Regions from separate parts of the Homo sapiens genome. Here region 1 is linked to region 2. The links are chromatin loops, found by intact Hi-C in ENCODE. Cell type or tissue: natural killer cell. All regions are shown on one strand. Each heading gives the region's core, and the rest is flanking DNA. Links, peaks and the distances in the headings are about the cores only.

Region 1 (5,859 bases), core at 621-5,620, 210 kb before region 2:
TGAGAGGTAGAGAAATATAAAGAAAACAGTGTCCTCAGCTTCATGTTTGTTTCTCAGTGCTTCTAATTTCACCCAAAGTTTTGGGACCTTCCTTAGATCTAGTCATATTGAAAAAGCCAGATCCTTCAATAATTTCCAGTAGAATGAGTTTTTAGGTACTTGAGTGCTGTGGGGAGGAATGACATTGCTGGGCTGTAAGGAGGACAAGGGGCTAGGAAATAGTTTTCCTCTCACAAAATAGAAACTAGGAATAAGCAGTTTAAGGTATATAAAATTATTACTTTCCATTTTTCTCTTTGATTATTGTGATTTATATGTATATTATTAAAAGTTTAGAATAGAAGAAATATATAAACAGGAAAATCACTGAAGATGCTGACATTAATATATTGGGAAATTTCTTTTTTTTTTTTCTTTTTTGAGATGGTATTTCGCTCTTGTTGCCCAGGCTGGTGTGCAATGGCATGATCTCAGCTCACTGCAACCTCCGCCTCCTGGGTTCAAGCGATTCTCCTGCCTCAGCCTCCTGAGTAGCTGGGATTACAGGCAGGCGCCACCATGCCCGGCTAATTTTGTATTTTTAGTAGAGACGGGGTTTCTCCATGTTGGTCAGGTGGGTCTTGAACTCCCGATCTCAGGTGATCCACCCGCCTCAGCTTCCCAAAGTGCTGGGATTACAGGTGTGAGACCCCTGGGAAATTTCCTTTAATCTTGTTTATGTATTTTTTTCACCTTTATGCATTTTAAAGGAGCTACTCAAGTTATCTGTCCACATCACAATTGATTTTCTGCAGTACAAATGGTCTTTACTGCTTGAAAGGAGTACTTTAATTCTGGTATGGCATTTTGTTTTTCCTTGTGTTTTTTTCTTATTCCAGTGGCTTCATGTTCTTTTCTGTTTTCATTTTAGCCTATTCGTTTTTGAATTTTTTTCATCTTCATAGAAATGTGTTTTCATACATCTCTGTTTAGGGCACCAAACAGATGTTACTTAAAAGTTTCTATGGTATTGTAGAATCTTTTCAGAGATACTGTGGCGGCTGTGTCCTACCTTACCCTGGGACAGGGAGCGGTCTTTCCAGCCTAATATAAATAGGGTGTACAGAATGTCCCTAGCACTGTCCACTTGTATTCTGAGAACTTCGCCTTCTCTGAAGCAAACATTGAAGGCTGGTTACGTGCCCATACTCTGTTCAGTTTCCAGGACTTAGGATTCCTTCCCTAGATCGCTCCATAAATACTTGACTTCCTACTATGTGCCAGATAGTGTTATAGGTGCTGCCAATATGGCAGTGAACAAACCCAGCTTATATAAAATAAGTAAACCTGTGATTATATAACATAGATTATAATATGAAGCTCCTGGAAAGGGACATAGGAGGGAGTCTAGGGAGGCAATTAATTAATTAATTAATTAATTTTTATTTATTTTTGAGATGGAGCCTCGCTCTGTTGCCAGGCTGGAGTGCAGTGGCGTGATCTCGGCTCACTGCAACCTCCGCCTCCCAGGTTCAAGTGATTCTCCTGCCTTAGCCTCCCAAGTAGCTGGGATTACAGGCATGCACCACCATGCCCAGCTAATTTTCATATTTTTAGTAGAGATGGGGTTTCACCATGTTGGCCAGGATGGTCCCGATCTCTTGACCTCGTGATCCACCCACCTTGGCCTCCCAAAATAGGAGGCGGTTATTTTATATGGACATTAGGGAAAGACCCACAGGCTGATAAGGTCATATTTGAGCTAATAGAATTGAGGGAATGAGTTCTGTAGTTATCTAGAGTAAGAGAATTCCTAGAAAAGAAATCAAAGAAAGCCTTTTGAGCCATTCTAAGGCTTTGGTTTTTATTTAGAGTGAGATGGGACACCATTTTGGGGTTCTGAACAGAGTGATGGCCTAGATGCCGAGTGCTTTAAGAAAGAGGGAGTGCTAACTCATTTTATGAGGCCAGCATCATCCTGATACCAAAGCCTGGCAGACATACAACAAAAAAAGAGAATTTTAGACCAGTATCCCTGATGAACATCGATGTAAAAATCTTCAATAAAATACTGGCAAACCGAATCCGGCAGCACATCAAAAAGCTTCCCCACCACGATCAAGTTGGCTTCATCCCTGGGATGCAAGGCTGGTTCAACATACGCAAATCAATAAATGTAATCCATCATATAAACAGAACCAAAGACAAAAACCACATGATTATCTCAATAGATGCAGAAAAGGCCTTCGACAAAATTCAGCAGTCCTTCATGCTAAAAACTCACAAGAAACTAGGTATTGATGGGACGTATCTCAAAATAATAAGAGCTTTTTGTGACAAACCCACAGCCAATATCATACTGAATGGGCAAAAACTGGAAGCATTCCCTTTGAAAACTGGCACAAGACAGGGATGCCGTCTCTCACCCCTCCTATTCAACATAGTGTTGGAAGTTCTGGCCAGGGCAATTAAGCAGGAGAAAGAAATAAAGGGTATTCAGTTAGGAAAAGAGGAAGTCAAATTGTCCCTGTTTGCAGATGACATGATTGTATATTTAGAAAACCCCATCGTCTAAGCCCAAAATCTCCTTAAGCTGGTAAGCAACTTCAGCAAAGTCTCAGGATACAAAATCAATATGCAAAAATCACAAGCATTCCTATACACCAGTAACAGACAAACAGAGAACCGAATCATGAGTGAACTCCCATTCACAATTGCTTCAAAGAGAATAAAATACCTAATAATCCAACTTACAAGGGATGGAAGGACCTCTTCAAGGAGAACTACAAACCACTGCTCAAGGAAATGAAAGAGGACACAAACAAATGGAAGAACATTCCATGCTCATGGATAGGAAGAATCAATATCATGAAAATGGCCATACTGCCCAAGGTAATTTATAGATTCAATGCCATCCCCATCAAGCTACCAATGACATTCTTCACAGAACTGGAAAACAATTCTTTAAAGTTCATATGGAATCAAAAAAGAGCCCACATTGCCAAGACAATCCCTAAGCCAAAAGAACAAAGCTGGAGCCATCACGCTACCTGACTTCAAACTATGCTACAAGGCTGCAGTAACCAAAACAGCATGGTACTGGTACCAAAACAGACATACAGACCAATGGAACAGAATAGAGCCCTCAGAAATAATACCACACATCTACAACCATCTGATCTTTGACAAACCTGACAAAAGCAAGAAATGGGGAAAGGATTCCCTATTTAATAAATGGTTCTGGGAACACTGGCTAGCCATATGTTGAAAGCTGAAACTGGATCCCTTCCATACAGCTTATACAAAAATTAATTCAACATGGATTAAAGACTGAAATGTTAGACCTAAAACCATAAAAACCCTAGAAGAAAACCTGGGCAATACCATTCAGGACATAGGCATGGGCAAGGACTTCATGACTAAAACAGCAAAAGGAATGGCAACAAAAGCCAAAATTGATAAATGGGATCTAATTCAACTAAAGAGCTTCTGCACAGCAAAAGAAACTACCATCAGAGTGAATAGGCAACCTACAGAATGGGAGAAAATTTTTGGAATCTACTCATCTGACAAAGGGCTCATATACAGAATCTACAAAGAACTTAAACAAATTTACAAAAAAAAAAACCCATCAAAAAGTGGGCAAAGGATATGAACAGACACTTCTCAAAAGAAGACATTTATGCAGCCAACAGACACATGAAAAAATGCTCATCATCATTGTGCATCAGAGAAATGCAAATCAAAACCACAATGAGATAACCATCTCACACCAGTTAGAATGGCAGTCATTAAAAAGGAAACAACAGGTGCTGGAGAGGATGTGGAGAAATAGGAACACTTTTACACTGTTGGTGGGACTATAAACTAGTTCAACCATTGTGGAAGACAGTGTGGTGATTCCTCACGGATCTAGAACTAGAAATACCATTTGACCCAGCGATCCCATTTCTGGGTATATACCCAAAGGATTATAAATCATGCTGCTCTAAGGACACATGCACATGTATGTTTATTGCAGCACTATTCACAATAGCAAAGACTTGGAACCAACCCAAATGTCCATCAATGATAGACTGGATTAAGAAAATGTGACACATATACACCATGGAATACTATGCAGCCATAAAAAAGGATGAGTTCATGTCCTTTGTAGGGACATGGATGAAGCTGGAAACCATCATTCTCAGCAAACTGTCGCATGGACAGAAAACCAAATACCACATGTTCTTACTCATAGGTGGGAACTGAACAATGAGAACACTTGGACACAGGAAGGGGAACATCACACATCCGGGCGTGTCGTGAGGTGGGGGGAAGGGGGAGGGATAGCATTAGTAGAAATACCTAATGTAAATGACAAGTTAATGGGTGCAGCACACCAACATGGCACATATATACATATGTAGCAAACCTGTACATTGTGCACATGTACCCTACAACTTAAAGTATAATAAAAAATAAATAAATGAAAAGAAAATGCAGTGAGCCATGAGCATACTGTTGCTCTCCAGGCTGGGCAACAGAGCAAGACCCTCTCTCCAAATTTTTTTTGTTTTAAAAGGAAGAAAGTTTAAAAAAAAAAAGACGGAGTGATGTAGTGTGCCAGGTACTGCTGACAACGTGAGGGAGAGGAGGCCTGAGAACTGACTATTGGATGTAGCAACAGGGAGGTCATTGATGACTTTGACAAGAACTATTTTGATGAAGTAATGAGGATGAAAGCTATTTGGAATGGATTCCAGAAGGAATGGGAGTAGTTGGACTGGAGGCAGAGTAGAGACTACACTTTAGAGGAGTTTTACTCTAAAAGGGAAGAGAAATAGGGTCATATCTGAAGGAGGATGTGGAGCCAGGAGAGTTTTAAAGAATCTTTCAAGTGGAAGAAATTATGACAGCACATTTGTATGCTGGGAATGATCCAGTAGAGAATAACAACTTGATGATACAAGAGCAGGTGGACAATTGCTGGAGCAATGTCTTTAAGTCGGTAAGAAGGATGGGCACCAGTGCACAAGGGGCAGGATGGGTCTTAGCTCAGAGCCTGAGCTATTCAACCATGGCTACAGGAGGAGACACGGTAGGTGTTTGGACACAGAGATATATACATGGATTGGAACATAGGCACCCACTCTGGCTCATCAGGCCTCTTGCTGGCAGTTAGTACATTTGACAGATGAAAGTGTGGTCCGTGGTTCTTGTGCCATGTGCACCAGTGTGCTGCATGAAAGGCCAGCCCTCTCACTCTCCCCTCATGGGCACACACAGACATGGGCTCTTTCCAGGCCTTTCTTCTTGTCCTCACCACTTTCTTTTGGTAACATAGCATTGCATTTATGTCCATTCTGCAGTTTAAAAAATCTTGAGCTGAGACCAGCTTAGCCATTAACATAAGGTCACACACTGATAAATGTTAGATCAGTCTCTTCAGAGATTTGATGTCCATTCAGGTGCACAGGGTTGCCTTTTACCAGATGGAGGGGAGCTCCAGGTGTGTACAATGTGCACATGGCCTTTGCCCCATTTGCTGAGAAGGGGCTTGGAGCACTGGGGAGCCTTCTCTCCTCATAACCTTTGAGGGACCGCACTCTGACCACATTTTGCTGTCTGCTCATCCTCCTCCATCTTTAAGTCAGCACTCCGCTTTTCCCTTTTGCTCATTATATTTGGGGAGAAGCAGGGTTTATGTGCACATTCAGTTGCCCCAATCAGAGACTTTTTGAACCTGGAAAAAGCCATTGTAGGACTTCTGGGCTAATCCTCTCCATATCTACTCCACCTTCTTCATTTGCCTATGTTGGCATCTCAGGCACTATCTACTATCTACTTCTAGTACTTTCTACACTCAAAACAGAAAACATACACACATGTGTAGGGGCG
Region 2 (5,859 bases), core at 541-5,540:
AGAACAGTGAAGATTGTGTGTAATCGTTCTCCATTTGAGTGGTTGTCTTTAGCTGATGTCTTATGACTTTTTTAAAAGTATGATTTTAAATTTTTGTGGGTACATAGTAGGTGTATATATTTATGGGATACATGAAATGTTTAGATACAGGCATGCAATGTGTAATAATCACATGATGGAAAATGAGGTATCTATCACCTCAAGCATTTATCCTTTGTGTTACAGGCAATCTAATTATAGTCTTTTAGTTATTTTAAAATGTACAATTAAATTATTATTGACTGTAGTCATCCTATTGTGCTATCAAACACTAGGGCATATTAATTCATTCTATTTTTGTACCCCATAACCATCCCCACCTTCCCAGCCTCTGGTAACCATCACTCTACTCTCTATCTCCATGGGTTCAACTGCTTTGATTTTCAGATCACACAAATAAGTGAGAACATGTGATGTTTGTCTTTCTGTGCCTGGCTTATTTCACTTAACAGTTGCATCCAAGTTGCAGATGACTTAATCTCATTCTTTTTTATGCCTAAATAGTACTCCATTGTGTATAAGTATCACATTTTCTTTATCCATTCATCTGTTGATGGCCAATTAGATTGCTTCCAAATCTTGGCTATGGTGAACACAGCCACAACAAACATGAGAATGCAGATATCCTTTTGATATACTGATTTCTTTCTTTTGGGTATGTAACTAGCAATGAAATTGCCGGATCATATGGTAGCTCTATTTTTAACTTTTAGTTTTTGAAGAACCCCCAAACTGTTCTCCATAGTGATTGCACTAATTTTCATTTCCACCAACAGTGTATGAGGATTCCTTTTTCTGCACTTCCTTGTCAGCATTTGTTATTGCCTGTCTTTTGCATAAAACCCATTATAACTAAGGTGAGATGATATCTCATTGTAGTTTTGATTTGCATTTCTCTGATGATCAGTGATGTTGAGCACCTCTTCCTATGTCTGTTTGCCATTTGTATGTCTACTTTTGAGAAATATCTATACAAATCTTTTGTCCATTTTTTAATTGGATTATTAGAATTTTTCCTATAGAGTTGTCTGAGCTCCTGATATATTCTGGTTATTAATCTTTTGTCAGATGGGTGGTTTGGAAATATTTTCTCCCATTCTGTGGGTTATCTCTTCACTTTGTGGATTATTTCCTTTGCTGTGCAGAAGCTTTTTATGCCATCCAATTTGTCCATTTTTGCTTTGGTTGCCTGTGGTTGTGGCATATTACTCAAGAAATCTTTGTCCAGACCAATGGCCTGGAGATTTTTCCCAATGTTTTCTTGTAGTAGTTTTATAGTTTGAGGTCTAAGATTTAATTCTTTAATCCATTTTGGTCGATTTTTGTATATGGTGAGAGATAAAAGTCTAGTTTCATTCTTCTGCATATGGATATCCAATTTTCCCAGTATCATTTATTGAAGAGACTGTCTTTTCTGCAGTGTGTGTTCCTGGCACATTTCTTGAAAATCTCATCACATTTTTTTTTCTCACCAAATTGATAAATCTGTTCCTTAAAGCAGAAAGTCCAAACAATGGAAGGAAAGTGCCCTGAGCAGAGTCAGACGACTAGATTCTTGGGCTGGCTGTGTGATCTTGGGCAATTTATACAACTTCTCTATTAAGGTATACCTTTGACACTCAAATTCAGTTCATCTGCTTCTCAGAGTAATGGACACCAAACAGCCCTAAAAATCCTTTTGTGGACTGACTGCTGGGGCTATTCATTGTATTGATTATAGTACATCAGCCTTGGATGTGTAAAATAAATTAAGCCAATCAGGGCTACAAATGACAGAAGTATAATTTTCTAAAAGTTATTCCATTATTTCAAAATCCTTACAAATAATCCTCCTCTTTTAAGTAGTTCATTAATTATTAAAAATAATGTTGGCTGGGCGCAGTGGCTCACATCTGTAATCCTAGTACTTTGGGAGGCCGAGGCAGGTGGATCACAAGGTCAGGAGATCGAGACCATCCTGGCTAACACGGTGAAACCCCGTCTCTACTAAAAAATTAGCCGGGCGTAGTGGCGGGTGCCTATAGTCCCAGCTACTCGGGAGGCTGAGGCAGGAGAATGGCGTGAACCTGGGAGTTGGAGCTGGCAGTGAGCTGGGGTCATGCCACTGCACTCTAGCCTGGGCAACAGAGTGAGACTCTGTCTCAAAAATAAAAAATAAAAAATAATAATGTTGGTGCACTTAGCCATTGAAGGGTCTATTACTAAAACCATTGTTTGTTTTAGAAACACCATTCTTAATCATTCAGGATATAAAATTTTATCTCAGAATTCTCTTGATGTGTACTTTTATGTAGTCTCCTAAGTGGGCTCCTCCTTACCAAGAATAGAGGCTTCTCGGATGGGGCAGTTTGAATAAATGACCGCTCTGAGAGTGTCTCCTTTTTTTGTTGTTTTTGCCCTCTGTCTCTAAAGATGGCAACTCTGACTGGCCAAAGAGGCTTTATTAGCAATAGGTTAAGGTACTGCAGTGAAAAGGCATGTAATTGCTGGAAGGCCTAAGCTTTGGGAAAGTTTCTGGCCACAGGAGGAAGTTCTGCTCCTTTTATTGCCTGTTTTAGGAGAATTGTTATGATCAGTGCAATGAATAGTTTTGGTTGTAGTAGAAAGCCAGGAAAAGTGTGTTCTAAATTAGAATCAGATGACTAAGGGTGAGTGAGTACACATTTTTAACCCACTTTCTTCATTGAGATGGAGCAGATTATACATATGTGTTTTGGGAAATCAAAATAATTTTTAGAAATTGATCAAACCTCAGTATTTAAACAAGATCACATGACAGTTGTTGCTTAGAGAGCAAGAATGTAGCTAATTCTTGATTCCCTCAGAAATGAGTAGCTGCCTTTCTGGTTTCTGTGGATTATTCCTGCTATTGAATTCTCCCTGCCATCTCCTTATACTTGGGCTTTTGGGCCCTTTACTTGCTTATAACCTCCTCTACCAAAAAGGACTGGCAGCCAGGGCTGGGGAAAGGCAGGACAACAACCCCCAGTTAGAGATTTGGTTTCTAATGTTCAGTTCTGGCAAAAGTTCTGTGGTAAAGGAGACAATGCTTGTAGCCATAAAATGTGGTTTGGGGGCTGTCCATGTTGTCCTTCCTTCTCCTTCCTCCTTACCACACATAATCAGGAATTGGCTGTCTAGCAACTCTCCTACGCTCTAGGAAAAAGCAGTCTGAAGGTGGGTGGGGAGGAGGAACAGGACTGCTTTCCCCACTTTCTTGATGTAGATTCTATTCTTAAGTGTGCAGCGTTCTCTCCACTGAGCTATTATCAGAGGACCTGCAGTTTTCCTCTTCCATAATTGCAATGCAAACAACTGCAGGGAGAACACACTGAGATTTGGAGAGCTGTTGTTGTTTCATTGTAAAATGGTAGCTGTCTTAGGAGATGGGACCACAGTTTCCTGTACTAGCTTGTGGCTGAACTTTGGCTCCTTAGTTGTGAGTTATCACTTTATCTCTAACCAGAGGTGTTTTTCTATTCTCATTTTTGCCTATGAGAACTTCTTTTTTTAAAAATAGAAATTCATCTTCATGTCTATGGGTACATTTAAGTGACTTAGGGGTTTGTGAGTAGATTGGTCATTGAGTCACAACTTTGCAGATTGTCTTTAAATATAGTGATAATGTTGATGATGACAACCATAATGATAAAGGTAAATTAAATCTACAATCCAAGCTAACCTCTTTGGAGCCTCCCATTCACTGGAAGTTATTGAGCCTGAGCGGGAAGAGCATTGTTGGAGAGACTGTAGTGTATGGGGCCAGACAGCCTGCTTTGGCCACTAGCCATCTCTATGGCCTTGGACAAGTTATTTAACCTTACTAAACATCAATATTCTGGTTTGATAAATAGAGATAATAATAGTGAGGATATTTACAGTGGACATTTGCCATTCTTTTTGGTTGTCCAGTGTGTGGAGTCTCCCTCCTGTGACTCAGGAATGCGTTCACTATATAATGTCAGCTACTTGCTCTCCCAGCCTCCCTTGTAATTATGGTGTGGGCACCTGCCCCAGAGCTGCAGTTAACAAATGACTTCTCACAGTGGATGGTGGTAGAAGAACCAAGTTCAGGAGCAGCAGTGGTGGCAGGGATGGTAGTCCCAGTGGTTAGCACTACAGGATGCACTAGCCAATTCCCAGAGTAGCAGTGGTCACCTCACCAAAATGGTTCAATTGTGTGATTTTTAAGCGGTACTCCAGCCTGTAGAGCCTCAAAAGGGTTCTCCAGCCCTTCCATAATCCTATAAGCTGCCTGATATCCTCCTTAAATCAGCCCAAATTGGTTTCTATAGCTTGCACTGTAAGTCCCAATTGGTACAGTATCTCAGTGAGGTGAATATTAAATGAGATAATACAAGGAAAGTGTTTGGCACGGGGGCATAACACCTAGTAGATGCTCAAGGAATACTATGTTAATAATAGTAATAGTATTAATAGTAAGAGCAACCAGAGATTAGACTGAAAAGAGACCTAAGGTGTTGTCAGCTTTGTAGGAAGAGAGTTTAAAGGTTAACTGCTGGATGGAATCTATCAATGTAATTTTGGTTATCATAGAATTAACTAGACTTAGCCCAGCTTCCTTTTTTATTGATAAAGAAGGTTCAGGGGCATTGGGTAAATTACTCAGTGCCAATAGCTAGTGAATGACAAAGCCAAGCTGGAGGCTTTTGTACTGTCTGTTCTCTACTCCACTGCTCCATGCTATTTAAATTTAAAAACTTAACAAACACATGTGTATGCATGGATTAAGATCTGTGAGGAACTAAGAAAGAACTATGGTTGGTACCTGGAATTGTTCAACGCCATCTCTCCTGATCATCATTGAACCTGGTGAAGCAGAACACGCACATGCCCAATTAGAGAACAGAGTGAAAAAGCACAGTGCGTGCTGGGCCCTGTGGCTAAAAACCACAGACAGGACAGTCACTATGGCTAAAGTCAGGGAAGATCTCATGGGAAGGTGAGAATTGAAGCTGATGTGTGAAGTGACTTTTACCACCTAAATAAGGTGAGGTTTATTTTTTTTTTTTAAAAAGTGTTAGGGCAAAGCCAAAGTTAGACATTTACTGTGGGTTTACTTGTTTGTTTTTGAGAGGGCATCAGGGTAGAACTTTTAAAAATACCATGGAAATTATAGGATATAAATTATAATGTGTAAATTTTAAAAAGTCTTAAAATCTCTGCTGAAAACAGAGGGCTGTTTTGTTGGTTCTTAACCATCTTTGGAAATTTAAGCCATACTCAACATGTTTAAAAGATTAATAAAAATATATTTATGGCATTTTTATATCATTTGGTGGCATTTGTGTTTTGTTTCGTTTCGTTTTGTTTTGTTTTCGAGATAGAGTCTTGCTCTGTCACCCAGGCTGGAGTGCAGTGGCGCAATCTCAGCTAACTGCAGCCTCCGCCTCCTGGATTCAAGCGATTCTCCTGCCTCAGCTTCCTGAGTAGCTGGGATTACAGATGCCCGCCACCACATCTGGCTAATTTTTGTATTTTTAGTAGAGATGGGGATTTCTTCATGTTGGCCAGGATAGTCTCGAACTCCTGGCCTCAAGTGATCCACCTGCCTCAGCCTCCCAAAGTGCTGGGATTACAGGCATAAGCCACCACACCCAGACTCATTTGGTGTTTTTAAAGCACATTTATGGGCATGATCTTTGATCACAGAGACAACAATGAGAGTTGGGTAGAAATGTTTTAAATTTAAAGAGGGGAAAACTGAAGCTCGGAAGGCCTAAATGGCGTGTTTACATCATAAAGTTGGTTTATTTAACAAAATTAAGTTCAGATTTCTTGACTTTGGGTCTAAAATTC

What was found. Peaks named below come from ENCODE experiments on the same cell type or tissue, not always from the same donor. Only the 100,000 strongest peaks of a DNase experiment are listed, where the experiment ranks them.
Region 1: it touches region 2 in a loop (1.8-fold over the local background); 1 of 110 quality-filtered maps calls a loop at or near these places.

The regions. Positions count from the first base shown.
Region 1 is chr12:46,395,903-46,401,761 of GRCh38, forward strand. All of the region lies in intron 2 of SLC38A4-AS1 (SLC38A4 antisense RNA 1), which reads left to right. Among named protein-coding and RNA genes, the nearest start is that of SLC38A4-AS1, 15 kb to the left of the region's middle. In natural killer cell, for the core only: no CTCF peak of the experiment used is centred there; a DNase peak (open chromatin) is centred at 3,678.
Region 2 is chr12:46,605,989-46,611,847 of GRCh38, forward strand. All of the region lies in intron 3 of SLC38A4-AS1 (SLC38A4 antisense RNA 1), which reads left to right. Among named protein-coding and RNA genes, the nearest start is that of SLC38A4, 220 kb to the right of the region's middle. In natural killer cell, for the core only: no CTCF peak of the experiment used is centred there; a DNase peak (open chromatin) is centred at 3,443; H3K27ac peaks cover 2,280 bases.